Regions from separate parts of the Homo sapiens genome. Here all the other regions are linked to region 1. The links are chromatin loops, found by intact Hi-C in ENCODE. Cell type or tissue: Calu3. All regions are shown on one strand.

Region 1 (8,000 bases):
ACACCCAAATCCTCCACCCTGTTCTCATGTATTCCACCCTATTTCTGTTTCCTCTGCCCATTACTGTGCTATTCTTTCTATTTTTACATCGCCCATTTTTCTTCTGTCTTCATGATCTGCTACTCAAATTCTCCACTCTCTCTACATGCACTGCTTTCTACCTTCTCCGACCTGCCTCTTGTCATTCAGTCATCTATATATTTGATGCTATGGTTTGGATCTGTGTCCCCACCAAATCACATGTTGAGATGTAATCCCCACTGTTGGAGGTGGGGCCAAGTAAGAGGTGATCGGATCATGGGGGCGTATTTCTCATGAATGCGCTAGCACCATGCTCTTTGTGATGAGTCAGTTTTCATGAGATCTGCTTGTTGAAATGTGTGTGGCACCTCCCACCTCTCTCTCTGGCTCCCTCTCCTGCCACGTGACATGCCTGCTCTCCCTTCAGCTTCCACTGTGATTGGAAGGTTACTGAGGCCCTCACTGGAAGCAGAGCAGATGTTGGTGCTATACTTGTACAACCTGTATAACTGTAAGCCAATTAAACCGTTCTCTTCATAAATTACCATGCCTCAGGGATTTCTCTATAGCAATGCAAGAACATCCTAATACATTTGGTAAATATGGTTGGAGTTCTAACCAAGTATTGGGATGCTGTTAGCCAGTCCTTGCAATAGACTCAATAAGGTTTCTTTATTTTGCCAAGTCAGATTGAGGTTACTCAATCTATCAAAGGTGAATACTTGTTTGAGCAAATAGTGAGCCCTGGGCTTGGGCATGTGTGCCAGTGATTAGAAAGAAACCTGTAATGCCAAAAGAGGAAATCAGTGGCAATGTAAGGAGAAAGTAACGGGATCAAAGAGGATGATGCCGATGTCCATCATACAAGGCTCTTAACAAAACTATAGGTCACATAAACAGGAGAGTTCGGAGGTATTTATGAGCACAAACTAACAGGTTAAATATTTTATGGTCTATCCATAATTTAGAATAATACGCAGTTATTAAGAATCATTTTTTCAAGAATATTTACTATTCCTAAGAGTGCATTCCCAGTTAAAAGGGGAAAATTATCATTAAAACTATTATAAAATGATCCTGAATTTATAACTTGTAGCAAATATAATAAATACATGATAAGACTTTATATTGTTTTATAAATAAAAAGAGGAAAGAAGTTAATCAGAATATCAGAATTATTGGTAATTTGTTATCTTCTTTATATAGTTCTGTATTTTTTACATTTTCTATAATAATATGAAGTACCTTATATTTATGATCACAGAAAATAAATGCCATCAAATATAAGATGGCCATAGTGACAAACTCAGTTAATACCTAAAAACAAGTGAATTATATGTCTTGTAAGTTAGATATCACATGGATAACATGTAAAATTGCACTTATAATTTGATTTAATGGTTTATGTTCTAGTATATAAAATAGTACAGAATGTTAAATATACATGAATAGAAAATGATATAAGAATTTAACATCTAACTACCTTTACGAAAGTAGTACCATTTCCCCCATTTCCCTCTTATAGTACAAACCAATCATTCAAGCATACTTTTAAATAGCATTTCTTGTATTTGAAAAGTTATTGAGTAATCAAACAGTGACCTTTCGTACTCCACCAAGAAATGCAATTCAGCTTTGTATAGCTTCCATACTAATCAATATCCTATTATGATCACAGACGAGATTTTTACAACTGAGACACAGCAGCTAGAGTACCAGATACGCTTTTGTTTTCTCTAATGCCAGAAATTTTACGCCTTTGCATAAGAAACCATTTTAAGTAGGAACATTGCATTATTTCTCTTTTGAACAGAGCAATTAAGTTTTAGGTTCTATCATAATGCTATGAGAATAGGGTGTATTAACCATCATAGAGCCATTACCTCATAAGACTTATCTTTATAAAGAATATGTGAATCTCCTTTCATCTTGCTTATTTATTCTGAATGGGTGTGTAAAGATTGATGTGTAGCATACCATTCATAAATCAGACTACAGGAACGCCAAGAGATACTCACATCTAGAGCTGATACTATTATTAGGCTCCACCAACTGATTATCTAATACAGTATTTAGTCGATTAGTTCATTAATAATGATCAAACCGGTTGTGTACATCAATACAAATATATTTAAAATACTTATACGGCACTTCAAACTCTAACTCTTTTAGAAGTACAATCCAGGCAAAGGGTTGGCTGCTGATTTTAGCCTGCATGGGCTTCCAGGGCAAAGCCAGATCTATTAGAGGTTATGGCACAAACTATCAGTTGACTTACTGATGAATTAATATCTACGTTGAGAGGATCAGGGACAACTAATTTTAAATATCTCTTTGAACATGTATATAGCCAAAGATTTATAATCATTTCTTACATTACATTTTTATGCATTAGAAAACTTACCGTAATAAATAAATATAAATATCAGGGAGAGAAAGAAGATAGAGGATTACCACTACCGCCACCATGACCCAGGGGGATATTTTGTGAAAACTCTCGTTCTACTGCTAGCTAAATGAACCAAGACAGTAAATCCACAAAGACTTAGACATCATCACTAGAAACAAAGGTTGAATTTCAAAAGCATTATTGGCTCTTCTAGCTGCTATGTAAGTTCCAGGGGAAAAAAATCCTAATGACTCTTACTATATATGGCATTCAAGGAAAATAAAATATTTTCCATAGACTAAAGAAGGGCCATATATCTATTCTGTATACTCATTTGTCTAGTATGTGTTTCTATGGCCTTTCATTACAATAAACTCTTGATATTTTGGTTTGGGGCTTATTATCCAAAAGTGAGCAAGAAAGCAAAACTACAAAGTTATGTCATCCTGACTTTGAAGAGGTTTACTTTCTGTTTTGACGTCTATTGAATCAATGGCATCAGCCTCTTTAAAAGTACGCTAAGCCAATATTGAATCTTGTAAGGGAATTGCATAGATCTCTTAGATGGTCCTAATAGAGGCTTGCCCATTTGAGTCATGGGACTAAGGAAGAAATCCAGGGGCAGTAGCGCAGAATCATTATTGGGGATTATGTTCCAAAAAAAGGTATTAAAAAAACTAATACTAATAGTGCTTGCTATAAAATATTGAAAAAAACTCTAATACTAATAGTGCTTGCTATAGGCTGTATCTGTTCCCCAACTTCTTTATACATATTATCATTTTTTAAAATCTTCACAGCTATGCTGTGGAGTAGGTATTATTATCCCCATATTACAGATGAGGAAACTGAGGCACAGAAACAAATAATTTGCCCAACATTACATATTCAGGAAGTGCCTGAGCCATGTGTTTGAACTTGGGCAGCCAGTCTTCAAAACCCCCAAGCGCATTGCTTTCCCTCTGTTTAGAAACAACGTGGCAAGAAGTGAACTACCTGCTCCTCATAGTCACTGGTTCCTTTAGACAGCAGAAATTTTCTCTCCAAAGATAATGACTCAAGGGGAAATTTTAACATCAGCAAATAGGGCTTCAATTTGACTCCTTTTATCATCAGGAGTGTGATCTAGTGCCCTCTAGAGGGCAAAAGGGGAGATCATGAGCAATGCAGATTTTTTTTATGAACATAAGCAGAAAATTTGCATTAAGACAATATAGAATTGGAAGTTTGAAAAGCCTACATTCTTATTATTAAATCTCTCTATTTAAAAAATTTTTGTAAAGTTACTTGTCTTCCTGTAATATGGAAATGATAAACTTCTGGATGTTGTACAAATGAACTGCAGCCAAGATGATAATGTGAAAATATGGAACATAAGATAGTACATAGTAAAATCTTAAAATGACAAAAGTAATCATTTAGGTAGCCCAACTTTCACAGCTGCATGATTTTAAGACACCAACAATTACTTGAAGCAGGCTCAAATAAAAGAGAAGATAATTAGTGAAAAACCCATTGTTCTTTTGCAGGGAGACTTGGTATCACTCCAATCAACACAAAATTAGGTCATCTGCATTGCACATAAAGATACTCACCAAGCACCAAAAACCTGGCCTGGTTTTGAAGAAATCTGATTTCTCTACAAACCAGTGCTTTCTAGATGTGAAAATAAAGACTTTTTTTTCTCTAAGGCAGACAAAATATATAAATAATATTTTAGATAATTGGTACTCATTAAATACTTGATAAATTAGTGAATGAATTCTGGTTCTAGTTATACTAAAGGTCAAATACGCTTTAGTTTTTTTATGTATTGTCTAACTTCTCACCCATCTTTGTTGAACTAATGAAATGAAGATATCCATCATGATGTAACTGTGAGCTGGGAGGATCTAAATTACCTTCATCTGGCACCATTCCAATATACTATAAATGAGGTAATTGTCCTTGACTATAAAATTTGCATTTTCAAGACTTAATTGCTATCATTACATCTTTTTTGTAATTCTATTAATTTAACTGAATGGAGCGGTTGGTTTTATGGTTAAAAATTTGCATTAAAACATTGTACAACTAAATAGAATTTTAATATTTTTATCCAAAGTTCTATACAGTTATCCCAGAGGAGCTAAGTAATTTCACAAGAAAAAGTAGAGACCTGTCAACAAGCAGCTTTTACCTTCAGTGATCATTAACAGACCTTCAAGTCACCTGCAAATGCCTCATTCTGGGATTTGAGAAGCCACTGAGGCCATGCACTCCATGGATTCCTCCGACTTAATCATTAACAGGAAATCTATTAGCCATAGCCAAGGCATGGCTGGGTGCCCTTTCCTATGATCGTCTTGGTGTTTGAGGTGTTTCCATCTTATCCTCAGCTGAATGGGTCATTCTATATCTCCATGTGTTTTAGTTCAGTTGGAACATGCAGTCCTCGCTGCTCTCTCTCCTCCTGAGCAAGGTATTTACATGTACGTGTCTGATCTTCCAGCCACAGTTCATTGCACAGACTGGTTAGTAAAATGTTATAATTCTTCACTCCTACTGGAGGGGGCAGTTGAGAAAACTTTCCACCTTAGCCTTTGGAATCTTTGTGGTCACTTAACAATTATGCAGCCTTTTCTTAATAAATTTTAATGTATGTGCAGAACTTTTCTAGTCAATTAACACAAGCATTTTCTTAAGTAAAGACACAGAAAATTGCAGTTAATGAAATTGACATTTTACTTAACAATTCTCCAACCCTCTAGACCTTTGAAAACTACCAGCATCTTGGTTTTTGGACAACTGAGTTTGGTTAAAAATCAGAAAAGGACTGGGGCAAAGCTTCATACAATAAAGTTTGGAAGGAGGGGTAAAAACTGAGAAGAAGCCTTTGTTTTGAAAAATTTTGCAGTGATGGTGGATTTTCCTGACTTTACTAGCCAGCTGTGAGGATGAGTGCACTCGTGTACCTTCTGATACCACTTAGTTCAGAGAAAGATGGCAAATATTTGCAGAAAGTGGATAAGGAAATGTCATTAGGGACATGAAGAGCCTTAGGCATGCTTTATACCAAGCATTAATTTTGAAGATGAAGACCAGAAGCCCAGAAAAGGTCTGTGACTTGACCAAGGACTTCCATTTAGTCAGTGGCACAGATGACCTAAAAGTCAGCATCCTTGATTCCAGTACATACTTGTAGTCACTACATCATACTTCCCTTCTAATGCCAAAAGCTCTTCTTCTGGGGAGAATCACTGCAGACTACAATCAAAGCAGCAGGGCCTGGGAGGGTTCAGTGAGAGATGGTTGACACTGGCCCCAGATGTCAGAATTAGTTCCTCATCCACCAGTCTTAATACTTCATGGATCTTCTTGTACATACTCCCAGACCCAATCCCTGAAGCCCAGTAAATTGAAGGATGTATGTCTTAAACAACCAGGAAGCCAAGTGTGTCACTTAGGTTTCTTTTTCTACCAAACTGACACGCCCACTGATTCTATACGTATCACTTTGAATTCATTCAGAGAGATTTTATGAAGTGTGACAACTCCCACGTCAAAATAAATTCTAGTTGTTCTCACCAGAAACACAGAACGGTATTGTATTATTGAGCACACCATGATGTAACTACCTAGGGATGACATCAGGAATGAGTTGTATATAAAAGGGAAGACTTTATATGAATTAGCATCCTCAAAACATTATAGTTGTGCTTACTCAAGAATTCAGTGTGGGGCATTTAGATTGAACGCAACCTATTATGTCAATCATAGAACCTATTCTACCAAGATTAATGAAATCAGCCAATTATTTTTAGGTTAATAATATTTATAAGGAGCCAGGCATGGTGGCTCATGCCTGTAATCCTAGCACTTTGGGAGGCTGAGAAGGCCACATCTCCTGAAGTCAGGAGTTTGAGACTAGCCTAGCCAACATGGCAAACCCTGTCTCTATTAAAAATACAAAAAAAAAAAATTAGCTGGTCCTGGTGGCACATGCCTGTAATCCCAGCTGCACATGAGGCTGAAGCAGGAGAATTGCTTGAACCCAGCAGGCGAGGTTGCAGTGAGCCGAGATCTCACCACTGCATTCCAGCCTGGGCAACAGAGCGAGATTCGTCTCAAAAAACAAAATTTTTTTGAAAGATATTTCTTGCTTAAACAGGAAATGAATTTCCTTATCTCTGCCTTTTCTGTCCCCAATCCTTCCCCACAATGTGATTAATCATAGCTTAGTATGCATTGTGCTTTGTAGCTTTAATGCACAATAATATTTCAAGAATCACACTAGTGACTTATTTAGGGAAGGTCACATAAATCACAAGTTTATTGCCACCATGAGCCAATGGAAAAGACTTTGCATAAACCTCAGCTATAATTCCCTCCCCCCTCATTTTCTCTGAACACTTCAACTCAAAGAAGTCTGACTCAATTTAATAAACATTTAATGAATTTCTACTATGTTCAAAGCACTGTACCAAGTACGAGGATCTTAGAAATGAGTAAAGCATATCCCTCTACCTAAGGCATGTATTTTTCTTGTCTGGATAGCTATGACTGCTATCACTTACCTGCATCTTCTAAGCTACTTAAATTTTTGTGTTTGTAGTTATATTCTAACTCCCAAGTTATTTGCTAAGGAAGCTGGAGTTTGAAGATACGCCTTGTTTTTATATTCTGACCAGTGTGATCCTATATCCTGCTTTGCCTGACTGGCTTTTCTTGTCTCAGGATAATTAGTAATAGCACTCCATTCCCCACCAATATATTCTACTTTGAATAATACATTCTGTCTGCACAACATAGTATCCAGCCTGTTGTTGGCTTAGAGACCAAAATAGAGAATGATGGGAAGGGTAGAGCTTTATAGTCCCAAACCTGTGTTTGATCCCTGCTCCAGCCCTGACCAAATGATAGCAGGTTTTTTTTTTTTTCTAACTTTCCCAGGCCTTAACTTCCTAATAAGCAAAATGGTCAAGGTGACATCAACACCATAGGGTTGCTGTAAGACTAAAGGGTTTTAAATGCTGGAAAGCAATTTGCAAACACAAAGCACTATCTAACCATTCCAGTAAATAATTATTGTTGGTGACTATGATATAGGCAGTGTGGAAGGTCACAGGTCTCGGAACTAAAGTGTGTCAAGTCTAATCTTTAATATTTAGGATTAATAAAGGCAGGGCTAAGAGTATAGCCCAAGTATTGCTGAGCAATTAGCCAAATATAACTGAATAAGAATAACAATGATAATATCCACAGCTATAATTTATTATGTCTATATGGTATACTATGTATTACAGGTACTCTGTATGTACTAGTACTAATTGTTATATTTTCCCGTTTTATAAATGGGGACATTGAGGTCCAGAGAGGCTGAATAATTTATAATGGGCACAGCTTAATGAATGACTGAGTTTGCTTTCAAATAAATCTTTCATCATTTCCAACCACCTTTTGCTGTGTGCTGGCACCACAGGAAATTCTTAGTGCACTCACTGTCAAATAAAAACATACTCCCACACACATACACATGCACACATACACTCACACGCACATGTGTGAGCACACATGCACACCAAGCAGATAGACAATGTAACAAAGAATG
Region 2 (8,000 bases), 310 kb before region 1:
GATAAAGCAGAAATACAATAAGGTCAGAGATACAGAACTAAGGCATACTATTGCATCCAGTGTTGACTTATTTTTTTATAGGGTGGATGCCCCATGTAATGATTGCCTTCCTGAAGTTAAGAGAAATTATAACATTAGAGTCATCCAGGACCTTTTGAAATTCTCCTCAGGGCCAGTTTCGGTCGGCTTATTTTTCTCAAGTTTATATTCCATCTTTGCTTAGTACCCATTGCATTGTCAAATGGTAGACAGACAATGAAATTGTAAATGAATGAACAAATGAATGCTTTAGGTTGCTAAAATTCACATGTGATTTCCTTATTCTCATTTATGTTTCAAATATCCTGTACTTCCATCATGTTGTTAGCTTACGTTGCATAAACTTGATTGTATAGTTGCATTATAGCGTCAATGAGCTATGTATTTTAGTGTGGTATTTTTGGTGGCAAATATCATTCTTCCATTTCCATGTTTAGCACTCCCTTTAGGATCTCTCATAAGGCAGGTCTAGCGGCAAGAAATTCCCTTAATGTTCGATTGCCTGAAAAGCAATTTACTTCTTTGCTTAAGAGTGTTTGGTGGGCTATAATTCTTTTCTGGAATTTATTCTCTGTAAGGATGCTATAAATGGGCCCCCAGATCTCTTCTGGCTTGTAAGGTTTCTGCTGAAAGGTCTACTGTTTGCCTGATTGGGTTCTCTTTGTAAATAACCTGTCCCTTCTCTCTGGCTGCTTTAAAGATCTTTTCCTTTCATATTGATCTTGGAGAATCTGATGACAATGTGTCTTGAGGATGGTCATCTTACGTAGTATCTCACAAGGGTTCTCTGAGTTTATTGAATTTGCATGTCAACCTCTCCAGCAAAATTGGTAAAATGAAGTCAAGTTATTAGTTTCCACGCACTTCTATAGATTTTTTTTAGTTTTTAAAGCTTTATGTGTACATAGTAGGTGTATATGTTTATAGAGTATGTGAGATATTTTGATACAGGCATGCAATGTGTAATAACCACAACAGGGTAAATGGGATATCCATCACCTCAAGCTTTGTGTAAATTTTGACAGTTCCTCTTAGTATTGATTTCTAATTTTACTCTACTATGGCCTGGGAAGATACTGGAGATGCTTTTGATATTTTTTTAAAATTTAATGAGCATTGTTTTATGGCTAAGCATATGATTAATTTGGAGAATGTTCCACATGCAGATGAGAAAAGTGTGTATTCTGGAGTTGTTGGTTAGAATGTTCAGTAAATGTCTACTAGGTCTAGAGTCCAGTTGAAGTCCAGAGTTTCCTTGTTGACTTTTTGTTGCACACTGTGAAGTGGAGTGTTAAAGTCCCCTACTAGTGCTTCAGTGCCAATCTCTTTTCTTAGGTCTAGTAGTATTTGTTTTATGAATTTCAGTGATTGTTGTTGGGTGCATATATATTTAAGATATTTAAATCTTATCATATTGAACCCTTTATCACTATATAATGCCCTTCTTTATCTTTTTTTTTTAACTGTTGTTGGTTTAAAGTCTGTTTTTATCTGATGTAAAAATAGCTATTTCTGCTTGCTTTTGTTTTCCATTTGTGTGATGTATCTTTTTCCACCTCTTTACTTTGAATTTGTAAATGTCTGTTGTAGGCAGTAGATGGTTGGATCTTGTTTTTTGATCCAATTTGCTAGCCTGCATCTTTTAAGTGCAGTTTTTGGACTATTTATGTTCAACATGAATATTGATATGTGAGACTTTGTTTCTTTCACAGTATTGTTAGTGAGTTTCCTTGGAGTCTCAATTTTGTAACTGTTTTATAGGATTTGTGATATGTCTATTTACATGTGCTTTTTCTTCATGGTGAGTATCATCGTTTCATTTTTTTGTTTAAAACTCCTTTGAGCATTTCTTACAGAGCTGGTCTAGTGGTGATGAATTCTATCATCTTTTGCTTGTCTGAGAAAAAGTTTATTTCTCCTTATTTATGAAGGTTAGTTTGGTGGGATGTAAAATTCTTGGCCGGCAGTTTTTCTCCTTAACAAGGCTAAAAATAGGCCCCCATCCTTTTCTGGCTTGTAAGGTTTCTGCTGAGAAGTTCACTGTTGGTCTTGTGAGATTCTCTTTATAGATTATTTGACACTTATGTCTAGCTGCCTTTAAGATTTGCTCTTTTATTTTGACCTTGGATAGCCTGATGTCTATATGCCTTGGTGATGTTCATTTTGTATAGTGTCTTAAAGTATTCTCTGAATTTCTTGTTTCTGGGTGTCTACATCTGTAGTACAATCAGGGAAATTTTTCTGAATTATTATCTCAAACATGTTTTCCAAGTTGGTTTCTTTTTCTTCTTTTCCTCAGGAATGCCTATAAGTCACATTTGGTTGCTCTCAATAATCTCATATTTCTTAAAAGCTTTGTTTTTCTTTCGACATTCTTTTTTCTTTATTTTATCTGTCTGGGTTAATTAGAAAGACTGTTCTTCAAGCTCTGAAATTCTTTTTTCTGGTTGGTATAATCTATTATTAAAGCTTTCAACTGTGTTTTGAAATTCCTTCAGTAAATTTTTCATTTCCAGAAATTGTGTTGTGTTTTTTAAAAAACATATCCAGCTTGTCTTTCAATTCCTGGTTTATTTTGGTGTTCCTTTGTATTACTTTTTAACTTTCTCTAGGATTTTACTGAACTTCTTTGCAATTTGTATCTTGAATTTTTTGCCTGTCATTTCAACGTTTTCATTTTGGTTAGGATCCATTGCTAGAGAGCTAGAGTGGCACTTTGGGGATGCCACAACATTTCGTTTCTTCATGGTGCTGGAGTTCTTGTTCTGGTTCCTTCTCTATATGTCAGTTCTTACTTTTGGATTTACTTACATTTGGGTGGGATTTTTTTTCTTCTCCTCTTGAGGCTATTACTGCTCCATCTGTTGCATAGGGTCTTTTGGTTTTGCTTCTATGTGCTTTTAGCAGGCTAAGGCACTGTATGAATTCCTTGGTTATAGACATCCTTAGTACAGTGGTTTTCTCAAGTATGTGTGGTCAGGCTTACTGTCTCCTATAGCAGTGGGTAGGTGGAGGTCTCAAGAGACTTATCTCATTCCCCAGCGGTGTTCACTTCTGTCAGCAGAAATTAAATTTGGTTGGGCAGTTCAACCTTCAGGCCAGGAGGTGGCACTTGCAGGTAAGAGCTGGCTGAGCGCTGTACAGTGATGTCAGCAGAAGTTGTGGTGAGTCATGCAGTTTGGCATCCATGCCATTAAGTGGGGCCTGTAGGTGAGATGCAGTTGCGGTGATGACTGGGATTTTTACTTGGCCTTTGTTGATGAGAGCAATACCAGGGTGTCCCTGGCAATGGACGAGACATGGGGCTCTCAGGGTTCTCGTTCTGCACTCTGCTGCCAAGGAGCTGGAGGGGGCAAAGCTAGGCAGGGCTAGCTAGGTGGAGCTGGATTGTGCAAGCCCATTACCAGGCTCTCTGAGTGCTGCACCCTTGAGGGGTTGTCGGGGAAGTCCTCAGGTCACTGGGACAACCCTCCAGGGAGGGATTGAGGCACTCCTTCTGCACCTGTCATGGAAAGAGGGGTGGCCATGGTTTTCAGCTCAGAAGGTAGGGGCCATAGGGCCTGTTCAGCTCTGCTCTGACACCTCTGCGCAGGTGGGTCTCTGTCACTGGCAACAGGCCTGACTTGTTAGGCTAGTTCCAAGCCGTCTGCACCCAGATCACCACACCGTCCCAAGCATCCCAGACCTCAAGGCTTCCTGTGGCAGAAACTGCAGCTTTCAGGCCACATCCTTCCTAGTCCAGTTTTGTGAAGGGAGCACCACTACACACTCTTCACTGTGCTTTGTCAGTGGGAGCTCCTCCCCACCTGGAGACAGTTCACAAATCTCTTCCCCATACCCACAGGTGGTGTGATTGGGTCCTGGGAAACTGGGACTGTGCCAGTAGTTTGTCCTTTGGCTCCTCAGGGTCAAACATTGGCTGTGATTTGGAGAGTAAATTCCTCCCAGGCTGCCAACAAACCACCCAGGCAGTGTGATGGAGGCTATGCCATGGGGACCGCATACCTCTCCTCCTCTGGGAATGACCAGACAGGCAGTCTGGTGAGGGCCTGGCAGGCATGGGGGCATGCAGTTCAGATGCACCTAGGTCCCACTGCAATGGCAGCCAGGCCTGTCTTGGGTGGGTGATCATCCCAGTCCCCACTCTCTCCCAGCTGGACAGACAGCAAGAGCTGCAGTCACCCAGGGCAGGATGCAGAGCCTTGGAGAGTAGGTGCCCAGACTCACCTTTTGCTGCAGTTGCCTCGCACCCTGAAGCCTTTTGGGTTCTCAGGGGTTCAAGTAATACCTCTACATATTCTCCAGGTAATTCCCTCTGCCAGTCCAAAGGTCTGCAGGTTGTGGGAACACCTGTAACTAGGATCTCAGGAGTCTGTGGCAGGAATGTGGTATCCTGAGGTTCCTTCACTTGCTCCTTTATTGGGTCCAGTCTGGGTCTGGGGTCTGGTCCTGATGCCAGGCAGCACCAAGCAGGCAGTGCTGCTTCCTCCTTTTTCAACCACAGTGTCTACTGTCTCCTCTCTATTACATTTCAGTGTTCTCTCTCAAAAGATCTATTGGAAGTGTGAAGGAACTCCATATTTTCCTCTCCGTGGAAGAAGCAAATTCCAGCTTTATCTACGCAGCTTTAATTCTGATACATATTATCAAATTGCTTGTAGCTGTTTTAAATTAAGGCATTGCTGGAGGTTTTTAGAACTTAGAAAAAAGTCCTGAAGTTTGCAATTCTTACCTTGTCCTGAGACTTTCTCCAGTCAATAACACTCTATTTTAGACAAACTTTCTTTCGGTTAACCTCTTATCAAAAGCTATTGACAATTAGAACTTTTCCTTTTCCTTCTCCAGGCCAGACTCCAAACATCTAGGAATGAAAAATGCCCATGGGCATAAGTGTCCTGAACATTCTTATGGATTTGGGTAAACATACTTCCTTTCATCTGGTGGGAATGCAACTATTTAAGTTTTTCCAAGGCTTTATTGCAATTTATTCTTTAGCTTGATGCTTATCAGATTAACTCTTCAATCTAAGTTACTGTATGAGTGTTGTTAACCATATAACACAGAGGCTATATTTAACGAGAATTATTTCATAAGGTTTCACCCTTCAAAGGAAAAAATCTAGTCTTGCCTGTGATATAAACTTTGGATTTTTATTTCAATCATGTATACACATTTTCAATCATTGTAGTAGTTATTAATTATACCACATGTGTATCCTTGATATATATTGGATTGCTAAGTATAAAATTTCCTATTACCTGTGTACTTAAATGTGTGATTTTTTTGAAAATGGAGAGAAAATTAACATATTTAAATGAAAAAATAAAAAAGTTTAAATGACAAAGGAGAGCATTTCTACATAGAAATTCAGAATCTCATATATTGTTATACAATATTTTACTGAAATATGTTGTTTACATTGCTTAGTAGCATGGTTCATGCATGTTTTTAGTTTTAACAAGAAAATTAAAGAATTGACATTGAATTCAAAGACAATTTTAATATTGCTGTTTTGATATTTACTGAGGCTTAATAAATTTGATAGGAATTCCAACAAAGAGATAATTTTCCATATAGGGTTAGGTTATTTTTATTTCTAAATAAGTAATTGCAGTGTGGGAATGATTTCCTGTATGTTTGCACACAAACCATTGTTTTTGAATAGAGTTGGTTCAAATTATCTAAAATATAATCAGAATATGAAACTCAGAACTCATTAATATAGGGGTTAGGTACAGTGCTCTGGAGGTCAGCTCTCTAGGCCTGAGGTCCCCTTGCTTTTGCCATTTCCTTGCTTGTAAAATGGAGACAATAATAGTATCTACCTGAAAGGTTAATGTGAGGATTCTGTGGATTGGTGCATATAAAGTCCTTAGATTAATACCTGGCACATTAGAGGTAGTCAGTGAATATTTGCTAGAATTATGTCCTTTATTTTTTTCCTTCTCCCCTATACTAGCCATTACCACAAGCAAGAAGATCATGAGTATGAATATTAATATCCAAGTGAAATATTCAATAGTAGATAAAATGAAAAATAGCAACCACCCAGTTTGTAGAACTTAATCTGTTCTTTGATGACTTTTGCTGCTTGTCCAAAAGAGAGTTAAGGAAACAAAAATAGGATTTATAGCTATTTATGGGAAAATGACAAAACATTTGGAGGGATTGTTTTGTCTCTTTTGAAGAAAGAAGCCTCTGGAACAATCTTGCACTCTCCGTGTCATTTCTTCATATTGCTGTTAGAAAAGGTGATCCAGGCTGGAGAAATCTAGACAGGTAATTTTGGAAAACAATATTTAACTTCTTCAGTGATAGCCAGGAATCTTTTGAATTTTGTTTGAATGTTACATGAATAAGTAGAACATTACTATCTTAATTTCTGGTTGATCAACAATATTTACTGGTAATTTTTGCCAAATTGTTTTCTTTGTATTCCCCAGTTACAGTCAACCATCACTTATTTAGATTGATAGGATCTGGTGGAAAGTTCAGGCTGCAAAGTATTCCAAAGTAAATTTTTATATAACAAAAGAATTACTTTTATATAAAAGCAGAACTATGACTAAAGCTGCATGAAATAATTATTACATAGTAAAGTTTGTGATAAAATCTTCCTTAATGAAGAGATACATTTTAGTTAGTTCACTAAGAATTGATGCTTCTCAAATACTTGAGAAGATTTGCACATAGTTGGCTTGGTGAAGGAGTTCATTCTCTTTGTAAAGCATGCTTGCTCTGTTTGATCCTTTTTGGAAAATGGTACAAAGGGAAATGACATAAGATTTAATAAGATTTTACCATCTAGCCCTTTCTATTTGTTTCCAAAGGGCCATATACATCCACTGATTTAACCTTTAATTGTTTTCACAAGGGGACTTTTTATGACCTAGTCATAGAAAATATAGGGGGGTCAAGTAAGTGAAAAAAAAACCACAAAAAACCTGTTACCCTGTGAATGTATGTTCTAGGAAGGCAATAAATGACTACATGAAAGACCAGTCACACTGAGTAAGAGCTGAATCACAGAGAGTCAACTCTAGTTTCTACCACGTACTGTAACCTTGGGCAAATGCCTTAAGGTCTGTAAGCCTCCATACTTATGTATGAAATAATTATGACACTAAAGCATATACATCATTGGGTTTTTGTGGGGATTAAATAATGTAACACAGACAAACAAATAAATAATATAATGCATACAAATGTGCTTAGAGGTGTCTTACAGAGTGATTTCATTAATTTCCAACACCTAATTCTTGCTGGTGATAGCCAAAGGCTCTGATCTTTCCTCCTAGAACCTTGTGTCTCATTCCTACTTACCACTTCATTTGAGTATCTCAAAAACACCTCAAATTTAACACGTCCAATTGGGGTGCTTAAATTTTGCCTCTCAAAACCCTGTTCATTACTTACCCTATCTTTCCCATCTCAGAAAATGTGTTAGCCCTTTTTTGTGGATATGTGTAGAGCCTTCTATTCGACCTATTTCATCTTTTGCTGTGGAGTAGTAAGCTGTCATCCTGTGAGTAAACTGTAGAGAGGCCCACGTGATAAGGAACCAAAGCCTCTAGCCAATAGTAAACCACAAACTGAGGCCTTCCAACAAACACGTGTCTCAGCCAGGAAACAGATTCTGCCGCCTCATTTGACCCCTGACCTGGCTTCCCACCCAGCTAATAGCTTGATTGCAGATTCATGAGAGACCCTGAGCCAGGAAAACACAGCTAAGTGGCTTTTGAATTTCTGACCTCCAGAAATTGTGTAAGATAGTAAACATTTGTTGTTTTAACTGTCTAGTTTTTGGAGAAATGTGTTATAAAGTGATAAATTACTAATGCAGATTTTGGTACCTGGAGGTGGAGTGTTACCATAACAGAACCTGAAACATGAGGGTGACATTGAAGCTGCACAGTGGGTTTTGAGGAGAGTGTTAGGCTTCTAGTACTTGAAGAAGATAT
Region 3 (8,000 bases), 57 kb after region 1:
GGGACAATGACAGAGCAGGGAACATAAAGGCAACTTTAGAACTACTCAGTTGAGAACAAACAGGTGCAATTCAGGGACCAGGGAGCCACCAGAATGCTGAGGCTGGCCTTTGCAAAAGTCCCTTGACCCTCACATTCCAGGACGTTCCTTTGTGTGTCAGAATCAATATCAAGAAAGCTGCACATTGTGCACATGTACCCTAAAACTTAAAGTATAACTGAAAAAAAAAAAGAAGATAGCTTCCATCTCATTTACCTTCTAGATCTTCTGAAGGCACATCAGACTGGAGAGACCTAATTCCTCTCTAGAACCCTACCTGTAAGAAAGTGTAGGAAATGCAGCCTTTAACTTTCTGGCTCTGTAGTGCAGGGAAGAACACAGGAATGGGCTAGAAATGGGTGCTGAGTGACAATCAATCATATCCAGTCTAATGACTGCAGATTTGGCCTCCTTCTTTCTTCACTTCTCTGCCCTTCTCACCGTGTAAGCCCTCCTGACCCTCACTCTGCTGGAAGGTCAATACCCCCACTCCAATCCCAGGTCACTCCTCTTTGCCCCTCATTCACTCTTTATTAGCAGTACGTAATGCTTCATGCCCAAGTCCAGTCAAATGTCTTTCACGATAATTTAAGGAGGACCAGCTTCATGTCAGGAATTCAGAATTCCTAGCTTGTAAGAAATTGTTGTTCTCCCTCCAGTAGCCTCACTTATTCCTCTTTTATTAAACAATCAAGGAAAAACAAACTTGAAACATGCCTCTTCTCAGACACCATGAGCCTCAATTTAATTCCAAATGTTTAATACACAGTTTAAGGGGACCCAAGAAGACACTAAAGCATGTACTGCATGGTAATTGAGTCCATTAAGGCTGCTATATTATTATTTTTCTCTGTTGTATGTGCATCTGCCCCTAGGTGTTGTCCAGATGCCTTTACCAAATTGTTCATTTCACGATGTCCTTCCGTATTGTTCATCTGAACATTCAAACATGAGTGTTTCTACTATCCGCCTCAAAAAACTTCCGCAATGATCTTGCTTGCCTAGACAGGCTTAAAGGCTCATTCACAAAGTACAAATATTTGAGGCTTGAGTATGTTTTAAATTCTTTTTAAAATCTTATTTTCTTTAGAGTTCATGCATATCCCTTTACTTAAAAAATGACACTTTGTATATTTGAATGTGTGTCTTGTTTAAGCAATTATGTGCAGTTCAATTGAGAACAATAACAAAATTGCCTGTAAATACATGGGCAAGGTATGAACAAGAAAAACAGAACCACTGAAAAATATCCAGGGTGATGTTTCTTATATATTGGTAATGTGAATTAAACATCTGTGGGCTATATCCACACACATACACTCTGCAGTGAAGGATCAGGTTAACTCAACACCCAAAAGGCTATGAAATATCAGGTGTTTCTTTTACTTAAAACCTGGTATAGCATTAAGCCTAGGTTACAAGCCAAAACGTCTATAGATGCCAGGAAAGTGACCTAAATGAGCGAAGTTGAGGAGGCGAAGTATGAAATATTAGAGACAGTCATTCGTACTGAGGGTTAGTAAAGAATGAAGGGATTGTGGTGTGCAGGAGAGTCCTATTTGCTCCAAGGGATTAACTGCTACCCAGGAAGCCAAGATCACTATTGCCAGAGCTTTCTTTTTTATTTTTTTGCAAGAGAAGCCCAAAGTGTGGATTTTGGAGGGAAATGTTTTAATCTCTAAATGTTGTTAATTAATGCAGTTATAAAACAACAACATTACCACAGCAGGCGAACATACCTATACCAAGTTGGGATCCTAGCCTAAGGAGACTAGGTTTTGACTGCATTCTGAAGTTCTCACTGGACTCTAGGAAACTCCGGAATGAGGGAGGACCATATCCAGGAAGAACAATTAATTGAGGAGCTGCAGGTAGGGGCTGCTGTGAGCCGCTTTCATCCCCTGGCGCATTCCTTCAAGTCTCTAATGACATTTCCTCCAGAAAGCCTCCTCCAACCAACCCCACCACAAACATAGACACACACACACACACAAACACACACACACACACACACACACACACACCCCAGACTAGGTGAGATGCCCCTTCATGTTCCCAACGTGACCTTGACTTCCATTATCACAGTTATTTTTAAGTTATTGTTACTATTTGCTTGGCTGTTTATCTTCAGTATGCAGGGCCTTTGTTTATCCAGCCCATAATTTTATCCTCAGTCCTTAGAATGAGGCTAGCATAGAGCAGATCCTTAATAAACATTTCACGAGTAAATGAATCATATGTAAATGATGAAATACAGACATAAATAGCTATCTTGTTCTATTGACAAAAGTTTCCTGGACCTACACAGCATACATAGAAAAGGATGACTACTGTATACAAGAAAAATAAAGTAGTATTTAAAAAGCTGTGTTTCAGGGCTGAAAGATCAAGTGATTAAAACTGATGTAATCAAGTTATAGTTGCTTGAATCATATTCATTTTAATTTAGGTTTGACTTTCCTGTTTGTGGTACCATGAGGCCCATTATTTTACTTGGCCTCATCAGTCAGTTTGTTTCTAAATTGGAGTAAGTTTTTTTACTGCCTAACTGAGTGCCCAATTATTTCATTGGCCAAATTTGTATCAAAAGTGTTTTAGAGATAGTTCTGGATCTTTCCTCTTCCTTGAAAGTGCAAAGTGAGGCTGCCTTAGTCAGTACCCATATGCAGTAAGTGAAATAAATTATTACTCAGGGAACCCTCAGGTTCATTTCATAGGACTCATTTTTGTGGCAATTACTACAGTAAGTATTTGGAAATATACATGCACAGCATTTTATTGTCACCATTGGACCATTCAGCTGACCTGATTTTCTATTCCCGCACTTATTTGACAATGCGACTAACTGGCCCAGTTGTATCAAAGATTACACTTATTGTTTTAGAGAAAACAGTTTTGAATCATTGTGACAGCTTCCTGCAAGTTTCGAAATCAAATTAATTGAAAAAAAATGTTTGAATCTCAGTCACTTCCCTTATGGGTTAGGATCCAAAGCACTAAATAAAATCAGAGAGAGCTACTTCAGTTGTTCTCTAGTGATTTATGTCCTAAATGAAAGGAAAAAAGTGGCAACAGGTTACCAATCCTGTTGTTTCAGAAAACATATGCAATTAAATTGTATGCTTTATGGCCCCAGATCATGCTAATATCATTTAATAATAATAATAAATAACCATAACACAGAGAAGACTTAAAGTGCAAATACATTTGATTAAACCAACAAAGCTAGTTCCAAAACAGCTGTTGCCATAATCTAGGCATGTGGGTCCCAAAATGAATTGTTAGGAAGAAAAAAAAAAAGTAGTTCACACTGTTGCTTCACATGGTTTATTAGCTGCTGTTATGAGGAGCAGCGTTGATTAGAATAATTATTTAGTGCTTCAGTTTCTGTCCCCTAAAGCTTCCCAAAATATGTGTCCCTAACTTCACTTAAGATGAACATTTTATCTAGTCTAACAATCAATGCAGATTGTTTCAGAATCCATTCTGCTGCCACAATTGGTAGTATGTGAGAAGAGGGCATAGCATGGTCACATTTGGCTGCCATGAATAAGTCTGGCTTAAATTCCTTGTCTAAGGAAATCACCTTGAGCAAAATGCATGAATATGTCTGGCACAAAAAAATTATAGAAAAGAAAACTAGAAACAATTGTCTTTTAGCTCATAACATTATCCAATACTACAACCTTGTTCCTTAATTAAAGTTGCCAGTGTTCAGAACAATTATAACAGAATTATTATAACAATTATAATAGATAATTGATGTATTTAGCACTCAATGGATTCCATTATTCAGTGCCTTAAGCTACCAACTGGGACATGGGACAGTTCATCGGATAATTTTGGTTATCTCCATTCAGCTGTGTGGATGTTAGGGGTCAGAATAAGTGAAACAGTTTGGCTCATCTAGAGTTTAGAATTTTTTTTTAATTCTGTAAGTTTCACTTCTAAGAATCCTTTTCCAGTAACTTTATGTAACTTATGAAAAATTGCTAGAAAACTACTAAAATCAGGATTAAAATACTTACATGATTATTAAAAGTAATGATCCTTTATGTAATTAAGCACCTTCATCGCTGTGTATTGACACCATCCAATAGAATGTATTGCTTTACTTTGTTTAAATAATACAGTTAATACAGATTCTTTATGTAGCACATGTGAAACACAAGACACATCAAAGATGCTCTAAATAAATCTGCTTTCTCACACTTCTGAGTCATGTCAAATTGGATAAAGTGAGAATGAGACTGTATAATTCATTGTGCAAACTGGTTCAATTTCAGAGTGAAATTGATAATGACTTCAGGAAAATCACATACACTAGGACTGTTTGAGGCAAATGAGGCCAGTTCTAGGAAAGCTAGAACTTTCTTCCAAAACATGTATAGTTTTCCCCTTTTCCTCCTTGTCATGTCTTTTTGATGATGCAGGCTACATTTGTACTTAGAATTTTCTCAAGTTATGTTGATGATTCTGTGCTATTTTCTTCATCCCCTGTGATAAAAATCAAGCATTAATAGGTGGCTGGTGGGGATTCGGGTTATAGACTGTGACAGCGTGAGTGCCTGCAGCCCAAGCAGCAATCACACTCTCAACCTCATTGTCAGTTGCAACTGACTCTCATTAAACGAACTAACTGTTCACTCTAGCAGCACTTCACAACTTTACATGATATTTTATGATTAAGCTTCTCTAAACACAGCTACGTATTGTAACCTCCAACTTTAAAGGGAGACACAGGGAGAAGTTGATGTTATACTGAATAAAAGCCAAAAAGTCTATGAGCTTTGTTTTTCTTTTCTAGAAGCTTTGTTACCAAAGCTTCTAGATCTCTATGCAAAGACTTCCACTGGGTCCTGAACACCAAATGTCAATGAGTCATGATGACTAATACTAGGTGGTGTTTATGCTTTGGCCTCTTTGCTGTATCCTGTAGGCTGGCAGAAATCAGGCCAACTGAGTAATTGCTATAATGCATTCCCTTTTCATAATATCTGCACTGAATCTTTGTTGCTTCGCACTTCAGTTTGCATTCCAGCATTCTTTCATGCCAAGCCTGGTGATTACTTTGAGTCCCTGAGCTACAGGCATAATTATCTCTCAAGAAGACATTGGGGACTCTTGAGAGGAAGCCCGAGGAAGATGGAGAGAAGAATACTAGATGAAGGATTAAGGTATTTCTTAGGTGGAGTAAGTAGCAGTGGGGAAGAGGAGTAGGTGATGTTCATTTGCCAAGTATTTAGAGAGTCGGGGACCTGATACTTAAGCTTTAATGTTGACCAGAGGTATGGTCAACAGAGCTATTTAAAAAGTTAAATAGCTGAATATCTCTCTATTCATGGCCTAGAGAAGCTTTGTTATTTAGATTTAGATGTTACTTTGTTTTAATTCAATTACAAATGATCATGTTTGTCGATCAGTTTACTCATGATTTGTCCTAGTTTTGAGGGAAGATCAGATTCCCAGATGTCCTCAAAGATCGCTTTCACTGATAACAGTGAGCAATTATGCTATCCCTAAAACTTCCATAAGGAGTACTCTATGGCCTTTGAAACCACATCATTGACTAAGTGAAACAATAGAGTTTCTGTAGCCCAAGAGAGCAAAGCAGAGTTCATTTAGCTACAAACGACCATTGAATGGCACTAGAGATAAAGAAAAAAGTATATCACACGAAAAATAAATAAATAAATGATAAGATGTTAGGTCAGTATGATTTCATGATCATTGCAGAAAAGTAAACAAAAACCGTTTGATTATTTACATTTCTGGCTTGCTTCAGTAATGTGTCATCTAGTCCCAGTTCTGTTTATAGGAAACATTGCTTTTGTAATAACATGCTTATAATGAACAATAAAATCCATGAAAAAGGATTTCATTGCAGAATAAACTTGTAGATTCAATACCCTCAGAAGCATTCTCCGCAATAGCATCTCAGAAACAAAATTATGCTGGGTTTTTTAACAAGCCACTTAACGTATTTATCTTCCAAGGCATTGGGGAAAAAATCAGGAACCAATCATTTTCTATTTTACTACAGGGTAATTTATTACTTACTATGCTAAGTGTTACCTATCTTTTCCCAGTAAAACTAAAAATAGGACTGTCTCTCAAACATTGACATATACGATTAGGCTAATACAGTAATGTGTGTGCTTTTTATTATAAACTAAGTTACTGTAATCCAGAATACAGTTTGTGTATGGCAAACAGATAAGGACCATATGACTGTGGGGTGACAGAGTAGGGTTTTGTATTTAGAACAGACATTGCATCTGTAAAGCTTTCTTTTCAGAAATGTAGTTAGCTTTTTTATGAACTAGTAAATATAGTATACAGAGCACCTAGGGAATTTGCGTATAGCCACATTTATTCCCACACGTCTCTGGGAATCATAAATGGTTGTCTTCCTCCGAAATGGATTAGGACAAATTACATTAGGACATGATTGTGAATCTGATTAAGGTGGAACACAGTTGGTTTTTTTTTTTTTTTTTCCGCCCCTTTGGGATGACCATGTTTTTATATAACAACCAGAAGACGAAGAAGCCTTTGGCAAGATGTTTCAAAGACATGTTTTCGTATGCACATAAAAAAGAATTTTCATGTTAATTCAAAAATTGGCCCATGACTTTAATTTCTGTATCTTGCCAAGACAAAGCTTGAAGCACAACCTGCTCTAGTATAGAACACATTTCAGATACTGATTTGGGTTTCAATGAAAGCATGTAAAAAAGGAATTTCCATGCATAATTTCTTCCAGGAGAGGAGAGCTGGGTGGATAGGATTTTCTGTTGACTAAAAATCTTTAAGAAAGAAAGAAAAATTGCTTCATAAATGGTGTCAATATTTTACAGTGATTAAACCTTTCCACACTATTTTATGAAATAAAATGCCTACCATAAGACAATGCTATAACCTTGATTACAAAACAAAGACAGATGACAAATATTTGACATTGACTAGAACTTGGAAGATGGACATTGCTAAGGGAATTTGGATGATAAGAGAATATGAAATCTACTATGATCTATTTTCCTGAAAACTTAAGCCATTGAAACTGAAGTGAGCTATTTTTTAAGTTGTGGATAACATAGGTTTTATACACTAATGTGTGTAGGAGAGAAGGGTGCGTACTGATTCATTCTTGGTCTTCTCATTGCCTGAATGCTAAATCAGTGATTCTCACACTTTATTCTGTTGACTAAAAATCTTTAAGAAAGAAAGAAAAATTACTTCATAAATGGTGTCAATATTTTACAGCAATTAAACCTTTCCACACTATTTTATGAGATAAAATGCCAACCATAAGACAATGCATATAACCTCAATTACAAAACAAAGACAGGTGACAAATGTACTAGACAAATATACTAGAATCATCCAGGAACTTAAAAAAATCCCCATATCTAGGCCACCCCCTCAAGAACAATTAATCAGAATCTCTAAGAATAGTATCAGCATTCAATAAACAATTCACAGTTGATTCCAATATGCAGCCATATTTGTGGACTAGTGCCCTAATCTCTGTGTTACCAAAATGCCAGGGTACAGTCTAGATTCTGTTGCTCACTGCACAGAAAGCCAATCACTGAGAGGAGTACTGCCAGGGAAGAGGGCTTTTATTAGAGGGACATCAACCGGGACAATGGGGGATCAGTCTCAAGTCCATCTCTACTCAATTGACTAAAACTGGGGGGTTTATATAGCTGGGAAGGTGGGAAAACAGGAATTAGGGAGGGGCAAGGAAGCCACCACGATGGATGAGGGGGCTGGCGTCCCATTGTTTGGGTGCAGTGATCTGAGGAGTTTCAGTCCCTTGCCTGAGGGTCATTTTTCTGTGGAAGGAACTCGGATGAGACAAATGTGAGCTTTGAGTTTTAAGACCAGGAAGGTCAATTTCTATATTTATTCAAAAAACCCATAAATATCATGTCTATGGGACAACCGGGCCATTT

What was found. A loop is a pair of places that touch in the nucleus more often than their neighbours do. Peaks named below come from ENCODE experiments on the same cell type or tissue, not always from the same donor. Only the 100,000 strongest peaks of a DNase experiment are listed, where the experiment ranks them.
Region 2: it touches region 1 in a loop (2.4-fold over the local background); 4 of 110 quality-filtered maps call a loop at or near these places.
Region 3: it touches region 1 in a loop (9-fold over the local background); 5 of 110 quality-filtered maps call a loop at or near these places.

Annotation. Positions count from the first base shown.
Region 1 is chr6:9,536,257-9,544,256 of GRCh38, reverse strand. No RefSeq gene overlaps it. Among named protein-coding and RNA genes, the nearest start is that of TFAP2A-AS2, 860 kb to the left of the region's middle. In Calu3, a CTCF peak has its summit at 3,542 (motif pointing left); a DNase peak (open chromatin) is centred at 4,686.
Region 2 is chr6:9,847,354-9,855,353 of GRCh38, reverse strand. It overlaps the pseudogene OFCC1. Among named protein-coding and RNA genes, the nearest start is that of TFAP2A-AS2, 550 kb to the left of the region's middle. In Calu3, no CTCF peak of the experiment used is centred here; a DNase peak (open chromatin) is centred at 3,183.
Region 3 is chr6:9,479,197-9,487,196 of GRCh38, reverse strand. No RefSeq gene overlaps it. Among named protein-coding and RNA genes, the nearest start is that of HULC, 830 kb to the right of the region's middle. In Calu3, no CTCF peak of the experiment used is centred here; a DNase peak (open chromatin) is centred at 4,976.